2 separate regions of the Mus musculus genome follow, and region 2 is linked to region 1. The links are chromatin contacts, found by POLR2A ChIA-PET in ENCODE. All regions are on one chromosome and are shown on one strand. Each heading gives the region's core, a stretch centred on a gene start or an enhancer-like site at or near the end of the contact. The rest is flanking DNA. Distances are from core to core; before and after follow the strand shown.

What was found. ChIA-PET counts read pairs that join two places held with the same protein, here RNA polymerase II (POLR2A).
Region 2: POLR2A ChIA-PET joins it to region 1 with 14 read pairs in Patski. The contact joins the promoter of Mad2l1bp here to the promoter of Vegfa in region 1. POLR2A ChIA-PET finds 5 or more read pairs at or near these places in 3 of 5 experiments (Patski and embryonic stem cell).

Annotation. Positions count from the first base shown.
Region 1 is chr17:46,028,164-46,035,865 of GRCm38, forward strand. It overlaps Vegfa (vascular endothelial growth factor A), which reads right to left and starts at 4,214. Exons shown (of 7, transcript NM_009505.4): 1 at 3,128-4,214; 2 at 188-236. The coding sequence starts at 3,727.
Region 2 is chr17:46,149,819-46,157,520 of GRCm38, forward strand. It overlaps Mad2l1bp (MAD2L1 binding protein), which reads right to left and starts at 3,733. Exons shown (of 3, transcript NM_025649.3): 1 at 3,625-3,733; 2 at 2,961-3,223. The coding sequence starts at 3,679.

The DNA.
Region 1 (7,702 bases), core at 2,964-5,463:
CAACAAGTCCTGTTTCTAGCAGAAAGCAGAACAGAAGACATCTTAAGAAACACAAGGGTTAAGTTCAACAGTACCCATGCCTCCTATTCCTGTGCCCCAACCCCCCCCCCATCTGAAAAAGAGGAGTGGGGCTTATCCTTGCACTCCACTGAGACAACAGGGATCCATTAAAGAGCATGAGACTCACCTTCATGGGACTTCTGCTCTCCTTCTGTCGTGGGTGCAGCCTGGGACCACTGAGGACAAAGCAAAGAGTAAAGACCGTTGACAGGGACAGAGGCAGCCACGGGGCGTCCAAGGCCTGACCACTGAATCCCTTGATGTCTTCTTGTCTCTCTCTCCCAACCCCCAGCTCCCAGCCTCCCCACCCCCCACCCCCAGGCTTCTGAGTCACACAGGGTCAGGACCATGTAAGTGGTCCCTGCAGGTCCAGAGCATACCCACTACTCTGGACGGCGTCAATTCTGAACCCATGGAAGTTAAAGACTAACCAGGCGCTAGGGAGCTCACAGTGTAGGAGGAAAATACCAGAATCCTGCTTTACTCAGGCCCCCAGTCCCGTTCCAATCTTGCCCTCTCTCTTTTCCCACTGCCCCCGATTCCCTGGTCCAAAGCCATGGGTAAGTATTAAGGTCAAATAGGAGGACAAATTTGGACTGGGGCAGGAAGGAAGGACTGGGGGCGAGAAAAACAACGTGGTGACCTTCTCCTGCTGACATGACAAATACCAGGGAGCTCGTGTTGAAGAGGGAGGGGTGCAGAGGACCGAAGGGCACCAACTACCCTCCCCCATCCCAACTCTCCCCAGGCCTCGGGAATATTCGGCATACCCACAGGTTGCTCAAGGGGTGATTAGCTGGGAGGAAGCCCCTAAGGGAGAGTCCAAGTTCCCTCCCACCCCATCTGCCCAGGGCCTGACTGCAGCTCCCAAGCTTGGCTAGCCTCCCCCTCCCACATCTCCAAGCCTCTCACCTGGACTGGGCACTTGGCTCGAAGGTAACCAAGGAAGCTTTCTCCTCAGTATTGCCCAGCCCGCAGGGGGTCCTCCAACCCTCCTCATCCCCACCAGCTCCTTTCTCCCCTCCCCAGAAGCTGTGAAGGTCACCAAGAAGGCCTTGTGGGCCTGACAGTGGAAGCAAGCCAAGGCTTCCAGGCAGGCCTTCCTGAGGGTCTCCTGTTGCCACCTTCCTCAACCAACCTGGACCTCCAACTGCCCCAGAAGGACCAACTCCCACCCTTGGTCTGTCTCTGTCCCCTAAGAGCAGTTCATCCAGGGACCCTCAGTCTTGCCACCAGGGCCAAGGTCAGAGGTGACCCTTCTCAAGAGATAGCTTCCCCATTCCAGCTGCCTCAGGTTGGCCCTGGATTCTGCACTGTAGGCCCTCACTACCCCCTCAATAGCCCCATGACATTCTCCTTATTCTTCTGTCTAGCCCCCCGTGGAGAAAGGGAACAGAAACTTTGAACCCCTTCCCAGATGGGGAGGTTCTAAGGCAGGGACTGGCCAGGTGTCCTTCTCTGGGGGCCTCTGAAGGTCACACTGTGGCCAAGCACTCCTATCCTCCTCCCCACATGGAGGCCCAGAACCAAGGCCTTTGTGCCAGGGTCTGGGGAACTCTGGATGGTGGCAGGGACACCTGCCCTTCTCCTTCCTTCTGCCTCCTTTCCAAGAAGGCTCTACAACTGAAGCTTCGTGGAAATAAGCATGAAAGGACCCTTTGGTAGGCAAGTTGGGTGGGCAAGTTCGCAGTTAAACCACCTGCTCTCTGGGCATCGGGCTTTGCCAGGACAAAGTGTGTGAGAGATACTGACTGACAAGGGATCCTGCCAAAGGTATGGGAAAGGGCTGGTTCCAGGCTGCCCCTGTCAGAGCAAATATCAAGTCATGTTTCCAAAGGGGGGGTGGGGGTGGGAAATGGGGTGATGTCAGTCCACCCTTCGTTGATCCACCCCCCCCCCCGCAAAAAAAAAAAAAAACCTGAAGCACAGCTGTGAGGGGAGGAGGGAGCACACCTTCACCAACTCAAAACTTAGGTCAGCGTTTCCACAAAGAACCCGAGGGTGGGCCTCAGCACCCCCACGCCTGACAGTCACCGTCCTTTTCCTGGACCCTGGGTCCAGGAAAGGTCCGATGAGTCTTCGCAAAGAAAAGGAAAATATAAAAGGGTGGGAAGGGCTTCTCTTTTTACACCAGGCAGGAAATGGGGAAAAGGGGGAAGGGGCGTCGGGAAATTCTTCCTAGCGCGAGGCACGGGTAGAAGTTGGGAACGGAGGAAAGAGGTATGGGAGTTTCTCCGGGTCCCGGAGCTGGGGATACCTCCAGAGGTCACCTTCCTCGCGGAGGGCCGGTGGGGGGAGGGGCGCCGCTCGTCGCCCGGGTCTCCGGGCTCCGGCAGCCGCGGCTCCGGGAACACGAGGCCGGCCAGGCCCGGGCTGATGTAATCGGCTCTGCGCCGCGCGCGCCCGGCCAGGCGGGGGAGGGCGGGCACCGCGCGGGACGCGAGCGGGGACGGGAGGGGGTGGCGCGGTGCAGGTGGCCCAACAAGCTAGAGCGGTGGGAGAGGGTCCCCGCAGCAATCCATCCTAAAACTTTCCCCAAACTCACTGCAAGGGCCTCAGAGACCCAAACGGCAGTGACAGCAAAGCCCCCTCGGTCGCCCGCGCCCTGCCCCCTCCACGATCTCTGCCCTCCCCGGGTCCAAGGTCCGAGCACCCCCAGGCATGCCCGCTGGGCTCCGGACTCCCGCCCCCTTTGCCCGGACTTCCAGTTCTCCGGGGACCCGCGACCCGGAGCAAACTTCTGCCGCCAGCCTCGGCACAAGCCCAGCCCCCTCAGCCTCCTCCTCTGGCTCCCGCCCTCCGCTGCTCGGCCCAGATCGTACGTGCGGTGACTCTGGTGGGTGGGCAGGGCCCGCGTGGGCGGCGAGACGATCCTGGCGCCCTCCCACCTAGCGCGCACCCCCTCCCCCTCCACGTACGACGACAGAGGGGGACGCCTCGCGCCCGGTGCCCAAGGACCCGCGTGGGGCACGAAGCCCCCCACGCGCGCGCTCGCACGCACGCACGTCCCCAAGCGGGAGAGGCGCTCGCCACGGCCCGGCGACAGCAGACGGGCACGACCGCTTACCTTGGCATGGTGGAGGTACAGCAGTAAAGCCAGGGTCCAGTGCACCCAAGAGAGCAGAAAGTTCATGGTTTCGGAGGCCCGTCCGGGGCCGGCGCGGCTCGCGCTCCCTCTCCGGCTCGGACTGCGAGGCAGCCCGCTCTCTTGCGCGCCTTGGCGGGCTCCTCTCCCTTCTGGAACCGAGGCCCGGGCCGGGGCCTGGGGCGCGCGCGCGGCTGGAGCACTGTCTGCGCACACGGCCGCCTCACCCGTCCATGAGCTCGGCTCCTGAGAGCCGAGCGCCCACTGCGGCCCCCTCTCCTCTTCCTTCTCTTCCTCCCCTCTCTTCTCGGGCCCCGGCTTCTCCAGGCCCGAGCTAGCACTTCTCCCAGCTCCGATCGGTTTGTCTCCTGCGGCGCAGACCACGGCTACTACGGAGCGAGAAGAGCCCAGAAGTTGGACGAAAAGTTTCCGTGCAATCCCGCGAGCCCCGACCCCCTCCACCCCGCCTCCGGGCGCGGGCTTCGGTTCCTCGCGGCTCGCCGCCGCGTCCACCGTCGGCAGCCCGCCGGCGAGGAGGTGGGCGCTGGGGCTGGGGGCGGTGTCTGTCTGTCTGTCCGTCAGCGCGACTGGTCCGATGCAAGATCCCAAGGGGGAGGGCTCACGCCGCGCTCTGGCGGTCACCCCCAAAAGCAGGTCAGTCACTTTGCCCCTGTCCCTCTCTCTGTTCGCTCGCCAGCGCGCTCTCTCTGACCGGTCTCTCTCTCTCTTCCTTGACTTCTCTCTGGAGCTCTTGATACCTCTTTCGTCTGCTGATTTCCACAATCCGAAGTGATTTGAGGGAGTGAAGAACCAACCTCCTCAAACCGTTGGCACGATTTAAGAGGGGAATAGGAAGCAAAAATAAATTAAAGCGTAAAACAATACAGTTTAAGAAAAAAAAATTAAGAGGTTTGAATATCAAATCCCAGAGCACAGACTCCCGGGCTGGTGAGTCCGCTGAATAGTCTGCCTTGTCGCTGCGTCTCGCGACAGAGCTCCGCTGCCGCCGCTCAGCTCGCCCCCAGTGCCGCGGCCTCGCTGCAGCTCGGCTGCCCCAAGCCTCTGCGCTTCTCACCGGTAACAGCGGTGGAAGAAAAAGAGGAAATCTAGCTCCACCCCCAAGCCCCGCCCAGACCCGCCCCGGGGAGCGGTCTGGTGGAGCCAGGCACCGCCTTTCGGGGAGCCCCTAGGCCACTACCGCGAAATGGAAAGCTAAACCCCTTACCAGGGTCCACGGCCTCAAAATTATCTGTGCACCCCTTCAAACTGGGCTCAGGAACACACTGGGAATCCCAGAGTATTGGGAATCAGGGGAGACAGGAGAGTGAGGTTATATGCGGACAGGGTCTAAGAACAATTCCCTTTCCCAGGAATATAGGAGAAAGTAGGGGTTGGAAGGCGGAGAGCTGGCAGGGACGTATGAGGATAGGGACAACTAGAGTGACCCCTGGCTTTCTCCCCCACCTCACAAACACACTACACACACACACACATGCATGCACGCACTCACATTGACACACGCGTCCTCCCTCACGCAGACTCGGCTCGCCCAAGTTCACGATCTCCCCGTGATGGCCGAGCGCCCCCTAGTGACTACATTATGCACACCCCAACTCTTGCTCAAATGGCACGGGTCTTGGAAAGGGGGTGAGAGTTGATTCTTGAGTGCGGCAGACTTTGAGCTCCCAAATAATTGCGTGTTTCTGACATACACACACACCCAAAAAGTTGCGTGTTTGACCTCGGAAGCATAACTCTAGGTTTATATGTGGGGAGGGGGTTACGGGGGGGGGGGAGTATGCTTATCTGAGCCCTTGTCTGATCTGCAGTCATCAGGAGCTAGGGCCCTGGGGTGAATGGGATCCTCTGGGAAGTTTCCAGAGAGGCTTCTCTGGAGAGAATTTGGCACCAAATTTGTGGCACTGAGAACGGGAAGTGGAGTTCTGGAGTTAGTCAGTGGCGGGGAGTGAGACGACCTGTGGAAACCCACGTATGCACTGTGTAGTCTGGCAGAGCCCTGAAGGAGAGACAGCTGGGCAGACAGAGGCCCTTGTTCCTCCTGATCTCTCTCTCTCACACACACACACACACACACACAGAGATGTTGCCAGGGAACTGAAGCCAGGGTGCCAATGGGGGCAGAAGCGGGCCAGGCCGGCATGGTGATTCAAACCTACCCTAGCATTCAGAAAGGTAGGTAGGCCAGCTGCCCAGCGCTGCCGCCAACCCTCGGAAGGGTGGGAGTAGAGGCTCCCTCAGTTCTAGCCTAGGCTTACGGTTCATCTTCTAAACAGAATTCAGGGGTGTACTCTGTCCTCCCATTCTCCCTAAAACCCTTGGCTATTTCTCTATGCTTGCACACTTAGCCCGTGTGGCTCTGTCCCCTCTCTTTCTACTAAGTCCCCTTCTCCATGTCCTCAGTGTCTTCCTTAAGAGCTCTCCAAAACCCCCACCTCTAACCCACCCTTGGATATAGGAACCAGCCTGGAAAAATTCCTGGTTGGGCTTTGGCCCAGCTGCTCCTAGGCTCCCCTGGGAACAAGAGGGGGCTCCGATACCTGTGGGAAGAGAGGGACCAACCAGTCCCAGCCCTCACCCAGATCTGCTGGACTTCTGAGAAAGAGAACTCAACAATCTTCCTATTGCCCCCCCCCCCAGTGTAATCCACTATCTCCATCCCTCTGCACACAGTACTGAAGCTGGGTGGGTGCTGGCACCTCTTGGGCACCCCAATTCCAATGGAGCAGTAGTATGAGGATCTTATGAGGAAGGGAGCTGGCTCCTCACGCTATCCCTTCCTGCCCATCATTACTAGTCCCGAGTCCCCTCCTGGATGGCTCTCTTGTAGCAGGGAAAGTAGTAGTTAGTAAATGTTTGCTGGTCCAGAGCCCTCCTGTGGGTTTCCTCACCTGATCCTGATCCCTGCTCTAAGCAACTAAGAGGAGTCAGAAAGGAAAGCCACCAAATGTCTCACGTGTCTGTCTCTAACCGCAAGAACACCAAATGTAGCTCCCTGTCAGGGGGCCCCTGTCTCTCATCGTGGCATAACAGAGGCTGTAGACACTGAAGGCTCCCAAAGCGCTGCCCTTCTCATCTCCACCTCCTCCAGCTGTGATTCTCAACCCTCAACCCTTTGGAGGGACTGTCCAACAACCCTTTCACAGGGGTCGCATATCAGATGGCCTGCATGTCAGAGAGTTACATTATGATCCATAATAGTAACAAAATTACAGTTATGAAGTAGCAACAAAAATATTTTTATGTTGCCTGTGGGGGGGGGCTGGGGGGGTCACCACAACATGAGGAACTGTACTAAAGGGTCTCAGCATTAGGAAGGCTGAGAACCACAGTTCTGTGGTCTTGGGAAAGGCCACGGGCCTACAGAAGAGGGACTCAGTAAAGGATTCTGAGGTTTGGAGCAAAATGAAGAGACTTTGAGGGGAATCAGCTCTTCTCGACTTCACGGCTTTAGACTCCTCCTCCTATCCTGAGATAGCCATGATATGTATATGTATAGTATATGTATATATACATGTAGTATATGTGTATATATATGTATAAGGTGTTCCCAGATGAGCCTGTACAGGGAGCCAGAGCAGTGACGCTGCACATTTCCCTCTCCAAAGCACTAAAGCCATGCAAAGACTGAAACTTGGCCTGAAGGGTTTGGAGTAACCCGGATCAGGGTAGGGATGGGCCAACTACCTCCGTCATGCATTTTAGAGACACAATCTGAAGCTGGGTCAGAGGAAGGGTCACTTCTGGATTCCATACAAGCTGCACATTGCCTCCAACACATTCCACAATGGTGTCATCCGTACACTGATATGGACCTAGTAAGTGTCACTTAATGAAACCTCAGGGAATCTAGAAAGAAGAGGGGAAGTGACAAGTATCCCACTATTCCTGCTCTTCCTGGGGGCTCATTTCCCAGAATAGATTCTATTCAGCGTCTCTCCCCCAGGTCACTGCAGGACAGGAGACATGGGAGTGTAGTGGGCCTGGCAGACATGAAATATTCTAAACAGATCCCTGTGTCTCTCAACCTATTTAAACAGTGTACCCCCAAAGAAATGGGGGTTCCCCCTGTCGATCTCATGCTGGCTAACGCAAGTCAGACCAACCAGGATGAATCTTTTCCTGGCATCATGGGGCTCTAGGGAGCAATCCACTAGGTGGTTGGTTAGTCAGTGACATCTTCAGAGAATCTTGTTCAGAGACAGGGAGGAGATTGTCAGAACTGAAATAAAGTCAGGTTGGGCATGGGAATGCTCATCTGGAATCCCCAACACTCAGGAGATTCATAAAATAAGCAGAACCTAGGCTTCACGTTGAAACCTTTCTCAAACCAGGGGCGTGGGGCAGCCATGTCAGCCCTTTCAAAGTAAAGGCCAAAAAAATCGATCTTTCCTCCTCCTCCTCCTCCTCCTCATCTTCTTCTTCCTCCTCTTCCTCCTCTTCCTCTTCCTTCTCGTCATTTTTCTTATCTTTTAATAGTATACCAAAGGCAATGTGGGGGGGAAAAGTCTTTCAGCATTAGCCAGCAAAGCAGCCATA
Region 2 (7,702 bases), core at 2,483-4,982, 120 kb after region 1:
CTTATTTATAATAGCCAGAAGCTGGAAAGAACCCAGATGTCCCTCAACAGAGGAATGGATACAGAAAATGTGGTACATCTACACAATGGAGTACTACTCAGCTATTTTTTTTTTTTTTGACAGGGTTTCTCTGTACAGCCCTGGCTGTCCTGGAACTCACTCTGTAGACCAGGCTGGCCTCGAACTCAGAAATCCGCCTGCCTCTGCCTCCCAAGTGCTGGGATTAAAGGCATGCACCACCACGCCCGGCACTACTCAGCTATTAAAAAGAATGAATTTATGAAATTCCTAGGCAAATGGATGGACCTGGAGGGCATCATCCTGAGTGAGGTAACCCAATCACAAAGGAACTCACACAATATGTACTCACTGATAAGTGGATATTAGCCCAGAAACTTAGGATACCCAAGATATAAGATACAATTTGCTAAACGCATGAAACTCAAGAAGAACGAAGACCAAAGTGTGGACACTTTGCCCCTTCTTAGAATTGGGAACAAAACACCCATGGAAGGAGTTACAGAGACAATGTTTGGAGCTGTGACAAAAGGATGGACCATCTAGAGACTGCCATATCCGGGGATCCATCCCATAATCAGCTTCCAAAAGCTGACACCATTGTACACACTAGCAAGATTTTGCTGAAAGGACCCAAATAGAGCTGTCTCTTGTGAGCCTATGCCGAGGCCTAGCAAACACAGAAGTGGATGCTCACAGTCAGCTATTGGATGGATCACAGGGCCCCCAATGGAGGAGCTAGGGAAAGTACCCAAGGAGCTAAAGGGATCTGCAACCCTATAGGTGGAACAACATTATGAGCTAACCAGTACCCTGGAGCTCTCTACTCTAGCTGCATATGATGAAAAGATGGCCTAGTCGGCCATCACTGTAAAGAGAGGCCCATTGGACTTGCAAACTTTATATGCCCCAGTACAGGGGAATGCCAGGGCCAAAAAGTGGGAGTAGGTAGGTAGGGGAGTTGGGGGGGGAGGGTATGGGGAACTTTTGGGATAGCATTGGAAATGTAAATGAGGAAAATACCTAATAAAAATATTAAAAAACCCTGTCTCGACAAAACCAAAAAAAAATATATATATATTAAAAAAATAAATTAAATTAAATAGTAAATACAAAGGATAAAAAAAGGAAAAAAAAAAAAAAACAGGATGGCCTAGAACTCAGAGGTTTGCCTGCCTCTCTCTTAACTGCTGGGGTTAGACCACCATACCTGGCCCTCAGTGAGTTCTCCAAAGAAATCTCCTTATGGTATAATTACCTCATAAGGCTCAGGCATCAGACAATGGTTTATTCTGAAATATTTACCAGATAGAGTAAAACTTTCCGACATAAGACAACCAACAGCAAAAACCAAAAAGAAACAAAGAGGAAAAGGATTCTGAAAGACACTTTAAGGAACAAGGGTAATGGGAGGTGGGGGGGGGGAAACCCTTAAAAAAGTAGAATTTCGTGGTCCTGAAGGGCATGGTGGCTGTAATCCCAGTGCCCAGGCGGAACAGGCCAGGAGGAACACCGAAATTCACAAGGTAATCAGACCAGGAGATGGCTCATGCACTCGGGAGGCAGAGGCAGGTGGATCTCTCTCTGAGTTTGAGGCCAGCCTGGTTTATACAGAGTGAGTTCCAGGACAACCAAGGTGACACAGAGAAACCCTGTTTTGATACATGAAGAAGATGAAGAAAATCGTTAGAATCTGAGGTCTAGAAATCCTCCCAAGAAAACACATTAAAACAAAGCCAGAAACAGAGGTGAAAATGTGGTGAGAAAAAGAAATTCAAATGTAAAGAGCTGGTCCAGGTCTGGGGCTGTAATTCAGTAAGACGCTTGTCTAGCCTGTCAGAGAGGCCTTGGGTTCCCGGGAGGGGAGGGGAGGCGGAGAGAGAGGGAGGCATGGATTGGGATGGGGGTGGGGGTGGGGGAAGGAAAGGGGGGAGAGAGACAGAAAGACAGACAGACAAGAGACAGAGAGAGGCAGATGGAGACCATGAAGACTAAGGAAAGGCCAGAAGTGGTATAGCACACCTGCAGCGCCATAAGTCCCTAGGGGAAGTTGAGGTAGCCAGGTCTCAGAGACCAGCCTAAACTACATAGTGAAATCTTGTTTTGGAAAAAAAAAAGTTAGCTGGGCAGTGGTGGCACACGCCTTTAATCCCAGCACTTGGGAGGCGGAGGCAGAGGCAGGCAGATTTCTGAGTTCGAGGCCAGCCTGGTCTACAAAGTGAGTTCCACGACAGCCAGGGCTATACAGGGAAACCCTGTCTCGAAAAAAAAAAATTAATTAAAGAAGATCAAACTCATGTGCTGGAGAGATGGCTCAGCAGTTAAGAGCACTAACTGCTGCTCTTCCAAAGGTCCTGAGTTCAAATCTCAGCAACCACATGGTGGCTCACAACCATCCCTAATGAGATCTGACTCCCTCTTCTGGAGTGTCTGAAGACAGCTACAGTGTACCTACATATAATAAATAAGCACACGCCTTTAATCCCAGCACTTGGGAGGCAGAGGCAGGCGGATTTCTGAGTTCAAGGCCAGCCTGGTGTACAAAGTGAGTTCTAGGACAGCCAGGGCTATACAGAGAAACCCTGTCTCAAAGAAAACCATAAACAAACAAACAAACCCTTGTGCCAGAGTGAGCAGGGCCGGAGCGGGCAGAAAATGTCCTGAGTTTGATTCCCAGGAATCACATGATGGCTCACAACCATCAGTACAGCTCCAAAAAGAACTAATAATATCCTCATACAACCGGTAATAGGAAGAGTCTCAGAAAAAGAACAAGAGAAAAAAGGGAGAGACCCAAGTGCAGAGAAAATGAGGCAAGGAAGGCTCTGCAAAAGCCTAGACTTGCAGGGAGGCTGAAGACATCTTAGGTCACTTTTCTACTTCCCCATCATCTATGAGCCACAAAGTCTTCCCACCAATTTTCTCAGAAAGCCTGCACATACCTGGGGAACTTTCCGGTAGAAGTGCTTCAGCTGTTCATAGGGCAGAGGGAGCTGATGGCGCTGGTACAGGATATGCTTGAGAAGTTCACAAGTAAACTGGCAGCAGTCTTCCTGGCTCACAGGCCCGGGAAACACCACCGGCACCAGGTCTCTTGGGCAAAAGGGCTCCGCAGGATTGGAAGGTTCCTGGGCTGGCGGGATGACAGTCTCAAGATCTACTTCAGGAGCATGAGTTTCTTCCGGCTTCTCATACCAATCCAAATCTAGTCCATAAGTGAAAAGGTAAAGAAAGGGGAGGGGTTGTCAAAGTCAGCGTTAGTCTTAGCGTTCCCAGAGGCTCCATCAGCAGACACTCCCATAGGTGACAGGAAACCTGATACTGGCCGGGGACGATTTAAGTGACATCAGGGACAGGAAAGGGGGCTTTAGAAGACTGAGACTAATGTTTCGGTATGAAATATCAGGGGCAGAACACCCAAGGGGACAGGGCAGGAAAAACAATTCCACTTAAGGGCGAGGGAGTGACTTGCAGAGATAGGGCGGACTGGGACACCAGGAACAAGGACAGAAAGGAACGACGGAGGAAACGTCAGCCACTAAATGCATCTGGGGAGGTAGCAGCAGGGAAGAAACGAGTCCCCAAGTTATGGATCCCACGCCTTACTTGGGGCAGCAGCAGGGGACAGTTCGGACATATCCTCCTCACCGGACGCAGCCATCGCGACTGCCAGCCTAGTCGTCCTGCGGTTAAAATAGACGCCCCGCAAAGAATCATGGGAAGCTTAAGCTCCACTTCCGGCTCTTACCAGCCAGAAGGGACTCAGCGCAGCCGCTGAATGGTGGAGGTTGGAGATGACTTGAACCACACCCAAGCCGGGGAGCTCTTGGCCCCTCCCACTTAGGCGACCCAGTCGTCCCCTGGGGCTGGGGATGCCTTCATTTTTTTTTTTTTTTTTTCTCAGCAATAGTTTCCAGCACCCACCCCGCCCCCAACCCCCCATTCTGGAATGTCCTTAGAGATAGAGCCAAGATTAAGTAAACTAGAAGTTCACCTACCCCTCCCTGGAATTCGCTTAATAGTGCTTTAAATCCAGCCTTTGAACTCACTTCGGGGTCTCTCTATCTTGGTAATGGGAGACTCCAGCATGTTGGACTTCTGCAGAATAAAACACTCTTTGTGTTTACATACTGTTTGAGTCTGGGTTATCTTTCTTGAGCAAATCATAGACCCTTTTTTTTTTTTCTTTTGGTTTTTCCAGACAGGGTTTCTCTGTATAGTCCTGGCTGTCCTGGAACTCACTTTGTAGACCAGGATGGCCTCGAACTCAGAAATCCACCTGCCTCTGCCTCCCAAATGCTGGGATTAAAGGCGTGCACCACCACGCCCGTCATAGACCCTTATAATACTATAAAGAGTTAAGGTTTTTAGCAGGACAGTGGCGGTGCACGCCTTTAATCCCAGCACTCAGGAGGCAGAGTTCCTGAGTTCCAGGCCTACCTGAATTGTTAAGGTGGTAATAGATAAACGGCATCAAGGTCATGACAGGAATTCCCAAGTGAAGTTTGAACTTGATCTCACATAGGGGGATGAATAAGCTTTTTCAAAGTAGGGCAGGAAGGAATCCTGGGAGATGCCACAGACATAAGGAAGCTTGCTGCCAAGCTCGATGACCTGAGTTCAAACAGGACCCACAAAGTGAAAGGAGAGACTAGAGTCCCTCTACACCACTATGTAACAGGCTCACTCACAAACACAAATGGGGAAGTGACGCGAGTACATTAACATGTTATGGCTGGGTATGGTCATATCAGCTTTAATCCCAGCACTGGGGAGGCAGAGGCAGGTAGATCTAGAGTTTGAGGCCAGCCTGGTCTACAGAGTGAATTCCAGGATATCCAGGGCTATACTGAGAGTCCCTGTGTCAAAAAAAAAAAAGGGGGGGGGTTTATAAGGTCAAACATGTAACGATAATAAATAAGTTCTTTGTTGTTGCTGTTGTTTTTCAAGACAGGGTTTCTCTGTGTAGCCCTGGCTGTCCAGAACTCATTCTGTAGACCAGGCTGGCCTCGAACTCAGAAATATGCCTGTCTCTGCCTCCCAAATGCTGAGATTAAAGGCGAGCGCCACCACTGCAGGGCAAAGAAGTTCATTTTAAACTTGGCTATTGACATGACTGGAGACACGGGATCAGTTTATAGAGTACATGAATCCTGAGCTTGATTCCCAGCATTACAAAAAATGAAACCCCAGCCTACCCCAAGTGACTAACAAACACGCAAATGGATTCCTAAAATTTTTTTTTCAACATACATACAATTTTATCACTAACTAAAGACCAAATCAAATTTGCATACTAATAAAATAGATGTACTTGTAGAAATATATACTGACTTGATATTTACTCCCAAGAAACAAGAACCTACTAAGCCTTTGTTTTCTATTACTGAGCCATTAGGCTTCTCTAAAAGTTTGGGGCCGGAGAGATAGCTCAGCAGTTAAGAGCACTGACTGCTCTTCCAGAGGTCCTGAGTTCAGTTCCCAGCAACCACATGGTGGCTCACAACCATCTGCAACAGGATCTGATGTCCTCTCCTGGTGTGTCTGAAGACGGCTACTCATCATATATATAAAATAAAATTTATTTAAAAAAAATAGAAAATTTGTATGCACTATAAAACGATACAATTTATAGCATACGGTAGTCAGACAGATGTTTTTAGCAGGAAGGACATTTGTTTATTGAGAGAGAATTTCACGTAGCACAGGCTTGCCTCAAACTTGCCATGGTGCTCAGGCTGGCCTTCATCTGCAGGATCCCCTGCTCAGCCTCCCAAGGGCTGGGATTATAGTTGTGAAGAGTTGTGCTTGGCTTTATATATTTATTCATTTTTGTATTTGGAGACTGGATTTCATTTAGCCCAGGCTAGCCTTGAACTCCCTATGTAATCAAGGTTGACCTGGAATCTCCCCACAGCCTCCATCCTGTATCTCCAAAGTGCTGGAGTCATAGGCTCAGCACCTCTGGAAGAGCAGCTGGTGTTCTTAACCCCTGAGCCATCTCTCCAGCCCCAAAATGTGTATTCAAAGAGACTTGAATTTGGGTCATCCCAGCAGGTGGTGAGAAATTAAGTGAACTCTAGAGATATTTAGAAAGATGTCCATCCAGTAGAGATGGTGGTGCACACCTTTAGTCCCAGCACAGGGGAGGCAGAGGCAGGTAGATCGCAGAGCTCAAGACAAGCCTGGTCTACAATAGTTCCAGGACAGCCAGGGCTACACAGAGAAACCCTGTTGTGTAACAACAAAAACAAACAAAAGACAGATGTCTCATGAATATAATTTAATTTAGCATTGGGTTTGAAGAGGAGAAGGGATAGAAAGTGGCCATCAAGAAGATAAGCAGAGGGTTGGCGAGATGGCTCAGCGGTTAAGAGCAATGACTGCTCTTCCAAAGGTCCTGAGTTCAAATTCCAGCAACCACTTGGTGGCTCACAAACGTCCGTAATGAGATCTGACGCCCTCTTCTGGTGTGTCTGAAGACAGCTACCGTGTACTTATGTATAATAATATATAAATCTTAAAAAGAAGAAGAAGCAGCAGCAGCTAAGCAGAGCCAGGCGGTGGACAGCACTTAGGAGGTGGGGTGGAGGCCATGAGGCAAGCCCACACACACACTGAGATCCTGTCTTACGTGGGGTCCAGGGATCAGGCTTGAACAGGAAGTGCTTTCACCCACTCAATCAGCCCTGCAGAGTTTCTTTAAAAAAAGAAAGGGGGTGGGGAACAGGTTTCTGACTTTAGATCTGTCTTAGATAGGGTTTTACTGCTGTGAGCAGACACCATGCCCAAGGCAACTCTTATAAGGACAACATTTAATTGGGGCTGGGCTTACAGGTTCAGAGGTTCAGGCCATTATCATCAAGGCGGGAACATGGCAACCCAGGGAGGCCTGGTGCAGGAGATGCTGAGAGTTCAACACCTTCATCTGGAGGCTGCTAGCAGAATACTGGCTTCCAGGCAGCTTGGATGAGAGTCTTAAAGCCCACACCCACAGGGACACACCTACTCCAACAGGCTGCACCCTCTGCTAGTGCCACTCCCTGGGCCAAGCAGATACAAACCATCGCAAGCACCTACTGGACCAGCTGTATCAGTCAATGAGTGACGACATATGAGAGGTAGGCATATGGGGAAGTAAGGAGAAAAGTATGAAGAAGGAGACACAAGTGCCAGGTCATAGAAGTCAAGACTAGAGTGAGTTTCCCGAAGTAGGGACCAGACGTCAAGACATCCTGTAACAGCACAATTAATATACCGTGGTGGGTGGCTGGAGAGCTGCTTCACTGGTTAAGAGTACAGACTGCTCATGGAGAGTTCCTGGGTTCAGTTCCCATCACCCACTCTACGTGGGTCCCAATCAGCTCCCAGGGGCTTGCACATGCTCTGCTAGCCCCTGAGGACACTGTACTCGTACGCACAAACCCATTCACATGCATACGCAATCACAAATACTGTGCCGCTAGGCATAGTGTCTCACATCACTAATCCCGGCAGTTGGGATGCAGAAGTAGCCAGAGCTCTGAGCCTGAGGCCAGAATGGTCTACAGATCAAGATCCAGGACAGCCAGGGCTGCGCAGAGACCCCTTTCTGTAAAGATCAAAGGAGGGGGGGGAATAGTGTGGTGTTGAGCTAGCTCAGTGGTTGAATGCTTGCCTAGCATGCACGAGAGTCTTAGTCCAA